2 separate regions of the Mus musculus genome follow, and region 1 is linked to region 2. The links are chromatin contacts, found by Hi-C or POLR2A ChIA-PET in ENCODE. All regions are on one chromosome and are shown on one strand. The core of a region is the stretch at or near the end of the contact, and the rest is flanking DNA. Distances in the headings are between cores, read along the strand shown. Region 1 has its middle 14 kb from the start of Gm10851. Region 2 holds the start of Pfkfb3 (6-phosphofructo-2-kinase/fructose-2,6-biphosphatase 3).

What was found. A loop is a pair of places that touch in the nucleus more often than their neighbours do. ChIA-PET counts read pairs that join two places held with the same protein, here RNA polymerase II (POLR2A).
Region 1: a loop to region 2 is called in a map of gastrocnemius, with 7 times the contacts of the local background. The contact joins the enhancer-like site here to the promoter of Pfkfb3 in region 2. A Hi-C loop is called at or near these places in 23 of 37 maps with a recorded cell type or tissue (Patski, T-helper 1 cell, T-helper 17 cell and 8 more). POLR2A ChIA-PET finds 5 or more read pairs at or near these places in 5 of 5 experiments (Patski and embryonic stem cell).

Annotation. Positions count from the first base shown.
Region 1 is chr2:11,533,395-11,538,812 of GRCm38, reverse strand. It overlaps a transcript of Pfkfb3 not described here. Among named protein-coding and RNA genes, the nearest start is that of Gm10851, 14 kb to the right of the region's middle. Within about 2 kb of position 3,196, at least 2 of the 3 ENCODE cell types and tissues checked have a DNase peak (open chromatin) inside an H3K27ac peak, as active enhancers do; they include gastrocnemius and heart, where a contact is called at or near this core.
Region 2 is chr2:11,499,519-11,504,950 of GRCm38, reverse strand. Pfkfb3 (6-phosphofructo-2-kinase/fructose-2,6-biphosphatase 3) reads left to right here and starts at 2,861. Exons shown (of 18, transcript NM_001177753.1): 1 at 2,861-3,326. The coding sequence starts at 3,251. Gm52500 (a long non-coding RNA gene) reads right to left here and starts at 2,941. Exons shown (of 3, transcript XR_003953759.1): 1 at 1,445-2,941; 2 at 675-797.

The DNA.
Region 1 (5,418 bases), core at 1,947-4,446, 34 kb before region 2:
ATTTGTGTTGGATTGCCCTCTTATCAGAAGCCGTGCATTCCATCAAACTTACATTCCCAGGCAAACTAGAAGCAGGTAGCTGCAGCCTCCATCTAGCTGACCACACATAAAGAGCAGGGTGTAGCCATGGGCAGCACCTGGAACCCTGTGGAGGGTAGAGACAGGAAGAGACTGGCTGCTAGCATTCCTCCATGTTCAGAGACAGCCCTTTCTAAAGGAATAAGGTAGAGAGTCACTCTTGCGCCCGACTCACCAGCAAGAACAACGCTGCAACAGGATCCTTCTGCACACATTTATTGGGAGAGCTTGATTGCAGAGGCGAAGAGACCCCAAGCCCAGAACTGGTGCTGCTTATATAGGCCTAGTAGAGGTGTGTCTCACACCTGGATTGGTTATGCATGGGTTATGCTTACCACCACATTTGCATGTCTCACATTTGATTGGTTAAATTGTCTCTCATCTGATTGGTTAATTCTCAAAACCTCATCTTGGCAAAAAACTTTACTGCCTATGTATGTGTGATGGCCAGCGGTAGCCAGTGCCACCCTGCAACGGCACATGTGGCTTCCCACAAGTCACAAAGCAGGACACCTGATGTCCTTCTTTGGCCTTGGCACATGTGACTGAACATACACAAATAGATAAAGGAATAACAAATCAAAAGAAGAATTTTATCAATTTGTTGTGGTTCTATAGTCCCCTTATAGTGCCTGGGCATAGCATCACATCTTTAAAAACAGATCTCCAGGAGTTCAAGAATAGCCTGGGTTCCATAGAGAGTTCTAGGCCAGTCAGAGATCCACAGTGAGACCCTGTTTCAAACAACAACAATAGCAAAATAATCCTCTTAAACACAAGTCAGTGTGCATTCTACCAAGAGTCTGGCATGCTGGTCTCGTGCCATTTCCTGTGACTTAGATTCTGTCACTGGAGAGTGCCAGAGGGAATCCATTTCTAGCTGAGATCATGTTTTTGTTAGATGCTGGTTTATATGAAACTTCTTCACTAGATCATTTAACTGAGCAAAAGGTCACATAGTTGCTACTGCTGTATAGGAAACCAACTTAGTCTCTAACCTTATAACACTCCCAAGTGCTCACTTCACAATGAATGTTCCTCAGTAGCAACACAGTGGCACAATGTTGCTATACCTCAGTGTTAGCAAACAAGTAACTTTACTGAGCAAGGAGACAGTCCTTTTTGAAGGTTCTATGGCTGTGTACTTCTTCCTGGCTTCTGTTAGAAAAACTGAATGACTAACTAGACCTTTTAAAAACCAGGCTGTAGGCTGGTGAGGCAGTTCTGTGGGTAAAGGCACTCACTGCTAAGCATGATGACCTGAGTGGGACCCCAGACACTCCCACAGTAGGAGAGAATGGACTCCAGAAAGATGTCCTCTGACCTCCATGTGTGCCTTTAGGCACATGAGTTCTGTCCCCATATTTAAATAAGAACATTTCCCAAGTTTTGGTGCTGAAGATGCAGAGGTAGAAGAAAAGTCATGAGTTCCATGCCAGCCTACACCTCTGGTGGAGTTGAGAATTAATATCATCAGAGCAGCCTTTATATAAAACACACACACACAAAATTAAAAATCATGCTGTGTGATTTGGATATGGTGGCTAATGCCTGTAATCTTAGCAATTGAGAAGATGAAGCAGGAGGGTTTCTGTAAGTTCAAAGCCTGCCTGGGCTACATAGTAAGTTCCAGGCTAGTCTGACTTTTGTTGGCAATGGTACTTATTTCTGTGTCTATGAGGCTGTGTCAGGCATCTGATAAACATAAAAGATGCTGTCCTCCAAATAATTTTAAATCTGCAATGGTTGAAATAACATCAGATATTCCTGGTGATATTTTCTTCCAAACTTGTCTCTCAGAAGTTGGAAGTCTGAGGCAGGAGGATTACTTGTATGCTCAAGGCTAGCCTAGCCACCATGACCAGAGTCTGTTTATTTTAATTAGAAAAGTAAAATTCTTAATGATAACATCTGATGACCACCAGAAGCAATGACATTTTGTAAAGGGCAATCAGTGAGGTCAAATACCAGAGCTCCTGGGGCATTATAAAGTATCTCAAATATATGGAAATTTAGAAGGAAATACCACCACAGTTATTTGATGTTCTTTTAACCATTGCCCAATGAACATATACTAGTTTTAAAACAAACAAAAAACATAGTTTTTTTTGGTATCTTTTCGTCATTGCCCAATGAGCACGTACTACTTTAAAAAACCAAAAAGTTGTTTTTTGTTTCTGGGCTTGGAGGTGCACATCTGAAATCCAGCACCAGGCTAAAGAGGCTACAGAGGCTAAAGCAGGAGGAACTTGGTTTTGAGGGCAACAGCAAGATCTACACAGCAAGATCCGTCCCTCCAAATGAAGATAATAGTAATAGCAAACTACAATGACATATATGTAAGAAAATTTTACAATGAAACCCATTATTTTGTATGTTCGCTAAAATTTAAATGAAGAAACCTCACATTTTGAAACTGGCGTTTGAGATGGAGTCTTATGTAGCCTAGACTGTCTCCTTACTCACTATAATATGACCCCGAAATTCTGATCTTCCTGCCTCCGCCTTCCAAGCGCTGTGCTTACAGTTGTGGACTACTGCCACGTTTGGCTTCCAAAAATTAATCATTAACTTATTTATTCATTTATTTATTAGGTCTCACCATCTAGCTCCGGCTTGTCAGAACTCATTATGTAACTCAGGCTGGCTTAAAACTCCTAGAAATCCACTACCTTCTGCCTCTAGAATGTTGGGATTAAAGACTTGTCTAGTTCAGAAAAGTAACCGAAGACAAAAAACAAACCAAACACTTCAGTAGATTGAATGTCAACCCTGGAACATTCTTTTCTGCCTCTGATTTCTGAGAGTGGCTATGGGGGTGGAAGCAACGAAGAAGGTAGGCTTATGTCCTGAAGTGGTTACCAGGGAAGAGGACCCGGAAGAACCCGACAACCCAACCTAGTGTAGGGGAGGAACCCTGTCTCTGAGATCCCTTATAGGAACATAGGGACGGCATCCTCTACTGTATCCGCGCCCAGAAAAGTGGTGGGTAGCACTGCGCGCAGCCTGGGCAGAGACTGCCCGCTGTCTCACCATCCTGAAGAGGTCAGCTCGGGACGCAGCAGCTGGCAACAAAGGGGCGTGGCCTAGAAGCAGGTCTGCGTAGATTGGCTGCGGCGCACGGCCGGCCCACGAGCTGGTCAGCGCTCGCTCCTCCCCTCGGGACTGTACGGCACGCTGAGTTCACGTGCCCGTCTGTGCTCCCAGTTGTCGCACGCACGTGTCTGTGCACCGCAGGCATGGGTGGAGGGCTTGCAGTCCCTGGGCTTCCCGCCTCTGCTGGCCCGCTGGGTCGCCTTCCTGGCAAAGGGAATTTTCCAAGAAGGCCTGGGAGCCGCTACGCTTTGTAAATAACTGTAGAGGAACCGAGAGGCGGGTGCGGCCGGGGTGGGCTTGCAAACCCACAAAAGAAAAACAGTTACAAGGACAGGTCTATTTTAAAAATCTATTTTTCCTTTCTCTCTCTCTCTCTCTCTCTCTCTCTCTCTCTCTCTCTCTCTCTCTCTCTCTCTCTCTCTTTTAAATTTTGAAACCTTGAACTTGGGCGATTGCCTAAGAGCACAGAGTGTTTTTAATCTTCGACAGTAGTACAATTGCTTGGCAGCAGAGTATGCCAACCCCCCTGATCACGGACGCGATGTTCTGCTGGGCATTTGTGTAAATAACTCACGGAAGCTGCTGTGAGAAGAATGCTTCCGATCTAGATGATCGCTTTGGTCCAGAAACGAGGAAGCCAAAGCTAGCTTTAGGGTAAGGCTCTGAGAACCCCTGAGGCTGCCCATTACCATCTTAGTTCATAGGACCTAGAATGCATTGCATCTGTGACTACACACAACACTTAGCTAAGAGGACAGGAAGAGTTGCTGAGCCGGTGAGAGTGGAAATGTCATGTGAGGCTTCCTTGTAAGCAGTGGGGATGCAAGATAAGGGCAGGATAGGAGAGGCTCATGATTTCGATCTGCTAGTATTTGGAAGGCTGGGTAAACAGGAGGTTGTGTTGGTCTTGCTTTTGCCTCGGGGGATATAAACTTATAGGAGCCAAATTTGAGATTCATTACTGAAAAATTATAGGGTTCTGTCCAGGAATCAGATTGAGCTAGAAGTTCACATTCACAGGAGAGAGAGATGGGTGCCTAAAACTCAGTTTTCATCTTGCGTACCCCAAGCCTTTGTGTATCCATAAAAGAATTTATCCTGATAGATAGATAGATAGATAGATAGATGATAGATAGGTAGATAGATAGATGATAGATAGGTAGATGACCTTGCAAAAAGTGATATAGTCTGCAGGGTTCTGCGTCGATTTATCATTTGGTCTGGAAGGTTCGCTCTTTAAGGTGTGTTGCTGCTCTATGTACAGGTGGAAAAGGACTGCCCAGCACTAAGGAAGGATGTCCCATCTCCACCTCACCAGGAAGTATGATCCTGACTATGGGTTTAACAAATACAACGGCATCGTGATATCAGCAGCTGTTCATTGTTTCCTACCCTGTCCCCAGCTTTCTAACCCTTCCCCTCCTCAAAGCAGATTAGATCTGCAGAGCTGTGTCTTATTTTTTTTTATTTTTTTATTTTTATTTTTATTTTTTTGGTTTTTCAAGACAGGGTTTCTCTGTATAGCCCTGGCTGTCCTGGAACTCACTTTGTAGACCAAGCTGGCCTCGAACTCAGAAATCTGCCTGCCTCCGCCTCCCGAGTGCTGGGATTAAAGGCGTGCGCCACCACTGCCCGGCTCAGAGCTGTGTCTTAAGGATGAATTTGACCTGAGTACTTATTACCTAGAAGATAACACAGAGTCTACTTCCCTGAAAAGTCAGGAGAGAGATGCTGGTCTGCATCAGCTCTGTGGTCCCTGGGTTTTGGTTTGGTATTACCCTAGGGATATCTGGGTATGATCGTATATATGTATAATCCTAGCAGGTAGTCAAGAGATCAGGAATTCAAGGCCAGTCTTAGCTTCATAGCAAGTTAGAGACCAGGCTGGGCTACGTGAGATCTTGCCTTTAAAAGATGTACACACACAAATACACAAACAGGCCTGCCCCTGCCCCTACTATCCTACAGGGTAGGTACTAATATCCCTTATTTCAAGAGTCAGAAACAGGAGGATTGCCACGAGTCAAGGGCAGTCTAGGCTACAAACTATGAATTCCAGGCCAGCCTGGGCTGCAGAATGAAGCACGAACTTTCAGAGGTGCTAAATGTTTTAGATAAAAATTTCCTTCTGTGTTTTTCTTTTTGAGTCAGGGCCTCATGTAGCTCAGACTAAGAACCCATCCTGAAACTTTGATATCAAAGTTTTGTTTGTTTGGTGGGTTTTGTTTGTGTTTTGCTTAGAAG
Region 2 (5,432 bases), core at 1,612-4,111:
GTTACATGAGACCCTGTTTCTAAAACAAAACAATTCACCCCGCACAAACCTTCTTCCTAACTGCCTTCCTTCCTCCTTGGTCTTTGACTCGATTCCTTGACCTTTCTAATCTCCAATCTTCCCTTCGCTCCTTCCTGTAGACAAGGGGTAGAGGGCTGTGGAATGTGGACTAGAATGCACAGTACTTTCTTTTGGCTTTAGCAGGGTCTAGATTGTGACTCAATCTAAAGGAAGTTGTCAATCAGTCCTAGTGATTGGAGTCACCTGGCTATAAGTCACCCGACTTAAAGAATGTTCACATTCTTGGCTGTGTCTTCTAAAGAGCTGAGTTCATAATATCCACCTGGGAACCTGGGAGTTAGTGAAGCCCTAGGGGACTGCGTTTGAGGTAAAGATAAGGGTGTATTAACAGAACTAAGGGAGGAATTGGAAGGATGTCTAAACAGCAAAGCTGAGGAGGAAACCTTTGAATGTAGGTGTAGCAAGGTTGGTCCTAAGGAGGATCATGTTGGAGCAGTTTTGCCTTCCACAAACACAGCTTTTACCTGTGGTTGCAAGCCGACAGCTTCAGAGGACCAACAAACAAGTGTGAATTCAGCTGTGTGCCTCACATTCCACCCTTTCCTAGATATCTGGAGCCCTAGGCAGGGTAAAGGTGATTTCCCTTTACCTACCTGGTAGCAGAAGTGACTGGAGAACTTAGTGTTTGTTCTGGGTACCCACTACATTGTTGACTCCAGGAAAGGAAAACTGCCCCATCTGAGAATGCTTAGCTGCCACCTGACTTGAGGACTGACCTTAAATCGAGAGATTTAAACATGATAAAAGAGAAATAAAAGATCGTTCTCCACTGGTACCATTCCCACCACGTTCTCCCTGGCGGTTCCCAGCAATCTGTTCCTAAGCTTTGACATCTGGCCATTTGCCTGGCTTGTAGGTGTGTGCAAACTCAAGCGGGCACCTGGGAACATGGCACAGGCCTGTAATACCAGGCTGAGAAAGGAGCAAGCTTGAGGCCGGCCTGGGCTGCATAGGAAAACTGTCTCAAACAAAGCAAAACAAACAGAAAACCTAGTGGAAACTTTACAAGCGTCCAGGTGCACTATGGTTATTGGGAGTCGGGAGTGGGGAGTCTCCTGGCAGGGATGCACTCTCACCCCCATCCCTTCCCCCTCCCCCTCAGCTTGCAAATACCAGTAAGGGAACCCTTCTGGAGACTACTAGATGTTTTCCTTGTCGAGTCAGTCCATTCTAATTTCAGGAGTGGAGCGAGATTCTCCCTTGGGCTTTCTAGGGTGTCACCTCTGGCATTTGCTCTCACTGAAGAAAAACAAGTTTAAATGTAATGCACCGGGTTTCTTTCTGAACAGCTGCCTGAGCACAGAAATCGGAAGGTCAGCAAAGCTGTCCTGGGGTTGGGGACAGGTATTGAGGAGGGTGGTACCGGAGAGCAGGGTGCAGGAATGGCGGTTAGAGCTGGGAGGTTCCCAAGGGCTACTCGCCAGGTGAGCTCCAGGTCTCCTAAGCTCGCCAGGCTGCCGGAGAAGGCAAGGCGGAGGCCCCAGGCGGGGCGGGCTGGGTTGGGAACAGAGCAGCTGCGCCCGCCGCCGGGGGGCCGGCGCCCTCCCAGCAGAGCATGCAGGACGTGCGCGACGTGTGGCAGCCTCTGCGCAGACTTTTCCACTGCAGTGTGGGGTTCCGCGAGCGCCTCCAATCACAGCTCAGCTTCACCGCGACGTGTGCAGCTTGCGCTAAGCAAGGCAGATCTTCTGAGCGGAGGCTTCCTTCGCTAAAATCACATTTAAAGTGTCTTGTCTCCACGGCCTCCCGTGCAGCGGTCCTCACCGAAAGATCCCTTAGATCGTCGCTGAATAAATGAACTCTGGCGGTTCAACGATTGCCTGTTATGCATGTATCTCCAGCCTATGCAAAGTGCAAAAATCGGAAAGGAAGCGAGGGCATGTTCACATCAAACAAAATATAGCCGGTGTGCTAGAGCGGGCGCGTGGGGGTTGGGTGGGTGACATGAATTTAGGATCTAGCTGTCCCTTGATAGTTACTTTGGGGCTCATAGTCCGGTAATGGGAGAGGGAATGGGGTCTACTTTTAATCACTACTTGCAGAAGGGGTATGGAATATGGCCCATGTTGAAAGGGAAAATAATACCAACCGCCCCCCGCATCCCAAAGTTCCTTTTCGGTCGAACCTTCCTTCCTTCCTTATTTATTTATTGCCCCCCTTCAAGCGCCAGGCACGGTAGCACTGAGTGAGGGGTAGCAACACTACCCAAGCATGTTTCCCGGGGATTCAGGAAAAGTATGCGCCCGTGCCCGGAGGTGGCAGTGTCAGCAATGGCAGGGGACATAGTGGGCGATAATGCACAGGTGTTACCAGGAGGCAGCTCTGACCTGCGTCTTCACTTGGACTGAGCCAGTCCCCAAATCATGTAACTATGGTGCATGGTGTTGGGGCTCCCACGGCTTGTAAGGCTGAACTGGGAAGATGCTTTTACATAGCTCTAGCTCTGTGTGTGTGTGTGTGTGTGTGTGTGTGTGTGTAGGGGTGGAGGACTGTCAACGAACCACATTGGACATTATCAGATCGCTGCTGCCTTCCAAGCACAGATGAGGAAAGTGGCTGGAATTATTTGGGGACTCCGTTCCTGTCTTGCGCCCTTAGGGAATAAACTTAGGGACGGAAAGGAGGACGAAAGAACCAGCCTGGGTTGCAGGAACAGAGCGTGCTGCTCTCGTCCACCCGCAGGGGGCGGCAGCAGGCTGTCTCTTGGCCTTGCCCACCCTTCTCTCCACGTGAAAGGGGGCTGGGACGCAAAGAATGCGGCCCGCCCCGAGGCTGACGCGCCGCGCTACCGGTCAGATCTTAAAAGGCCGGGCAGTGCGTGTGGCATCCCGACAGAACTGGAGAGGAGCAAGTGGCAGTGCTGGGTGTTGGGACCGTGGCTGTCACTGCGCTGGAGCATCCCTGAGCTTTTGAACAGAGCCGACTAGTCAGCAGTGCAGCAGCCGCAACTCCACGCCGCTCTCATCTGTCTCGTGTCTCCGCTCAGGCGATCCTTCCTCCGAGACTCCGCACAAAGCACATTTTCCAAAGCAGTGCAAGGGAGCGCCCAGCCGCGTGCAGGCGGACGCACCCTTCCTGTCCTTTGTTCCGGGGGGATCTGCTGCTGCTCTTCTCCCCAAGTCGGAGTCTTTCCTCCAGGGGTGGCGGGTCGCCGAATACAGCTACGAAGATGCCGTTGGAACTGACCCAGAGCCGGGTACAGAAGATCTGGGTGCCCGTCGATCACCGACCCTCGTTGCCCAGATGTGAGTGCAGGCAGCCACGTGGGGGGCTAGGTTGTAGATTGCGCCGCGTGCAGAGCCCGGCCATTGTGTGTGCAGCGGCTTTGTGCCGGTTCCCCTCTGCGGGAAGCGCACTCGTGCCGGTCGGCCCGGCCCGGCGAGGCGGGGGTGGCGGCCGGCTGCGTCTCCCAGGCTGGGCAGAAGGGGCGCTGTGGCTCCGGAAACCTCCTGTGTGCCCGGCCCGGCCTGGGCTCTCTGGGCCAGCGCCTCCCAGAGGCTGGAGAGACCTGGCTGCTCCGGAGTCACCCTGGCCGACTGCAGCAGGGGCGCGGCCGCCCACACCAACGCCCCCTTTTCTTTGGGTCTCCTCTGGTTCACGGTCTTTTTTCTTCCTCGGATCTTTGCACCTCTGTATATTTCCATCTTCGCCGTCACTCCCGTGACTGCAGATCCTTGGTTGCAGGGATGGTTTATGGGTTGGTGACTAGTGTTGTATTACAGACGCACTCGTTTACCCGGAGCACGGAATTTGCTGGCAGTTTCTCTTAGTGCCTCACCTGTTGCTGCTGTGAACGATTTGGGAAGGTTTCATTCACTTCCATCCCTAGATAGGAAGAGGTGCCTCTGGGAAGAGCGGATGGAATTGCTCTAAGGCAATGCTTCCCTCCCAGGCAGCAGGCCCAGGAGCCCACGGGGGTAAACAGGAGCGAGCTGCCCAGTGGACACGTTGCTCACATCACGTTTGTAGTTTGAGAATCTACTGGCAAAACTGGGAGGTGGTTTCCTGTCACCCTGGGACACTGGAACACCAGGCTGCAGGGTAGGTTTCTCTGCTGTCACGTTTCTCAGGATGGCCATCACAGGACATGACAGCTCTCGGAGCTTTGTGGGTCTGAGTCACTTACTGGTTTCCCTGCCTCCCTGTGGTGCAGTATGAGACCTCTAGCAGGTCTTCCCTGCTGGACCTGTGGGCTTCGGTGGAACTCTGTCCCCAAGACAGTCTCCTTTTCTTTTGCTCAAGTAAGTCAGAGGTAAGGGCTTGGCAAGGGTTCTTCCCCAAACCCTGTCAGACACGTTTATGCACCGGGGCCACCTTTATGAAAATGCCCCAGGGTAAAACCAAGCCTGTGGGACACCTATAATCTCATTACACTGTAGCTGGGAAACTAAGGTCAAAGAATCATGAACCTGGACTACACAGTGAGACCCTGTCAATAAATAATAATAATAATAATAATAATAATAATAATAATAAAAACAGGGAAAGTTGGTAAGTTGGTCAAATTTAGACAGCATGCTGCTTCTGGACTTTTTAGTCAGGCAGATTATAGCGTTTTCTATTTTTTAAACTGAAATTGGTCAAACAATAGGGCCTGGTTTTCTATGTATGTGTACAGCCATGTGATTGCAGAATACATTCTTCCCTTGTTTGGGTCTGAGAGAACCATGGCAGCTTTTGCAAGAACCCAAGTTCAGTGACACTGGCTCAGTGAAAGACATCACCGTGCAGCGGGGCCTCCCCCAGGCTGCAGACCCTGATCGCTAGATTCCACGAGCTTGCACGTCTGTCGGAGCTCAGAGATTTGCACAGAATTGCTGTTGGAACCATGTAGAGTTGAAAGCGGATGTGCCTAAAGCTGACAGATTAAGATGACCAGCTCGCTCACTTCTGGAATTCTTGTGTGTGAGACTGGTGTGTATGTGAAAGAATGTGTAGTCAGACACATTCTTTCACATACAAATATCTGCAGCCAGGGGTTTTAAAAGCATATCCGTATTTTAAATGTTTTTCCCCCCCTATACTAAATTTGGTTTTACTGCAATAGAGAAAATAGGTTTTTTTTTTTGTTTTGTTTTGTTTTTTTAAATAAGTTACTTCTTTTCTACTGACACTGGGAATCTTGTGGACAGACTGACTGTCTTTCCTTCCTTCCTTTCTATTTTTCTTTCTTCTTTCTGAGATAAGGTCTCCAGTGACCCTGGCTGGCCTGGCTTCAACTTAAATGGGATTAAGAGTGTGTGCTACCACACCCAGCCTCTTGTAGATTTTCACTCACCTAAATCTTTTTTTTTTTTTTTTTTTTAACTGTTTTTCAGAGCTGAATTGACTTAAACGTTCTATGATGTCTA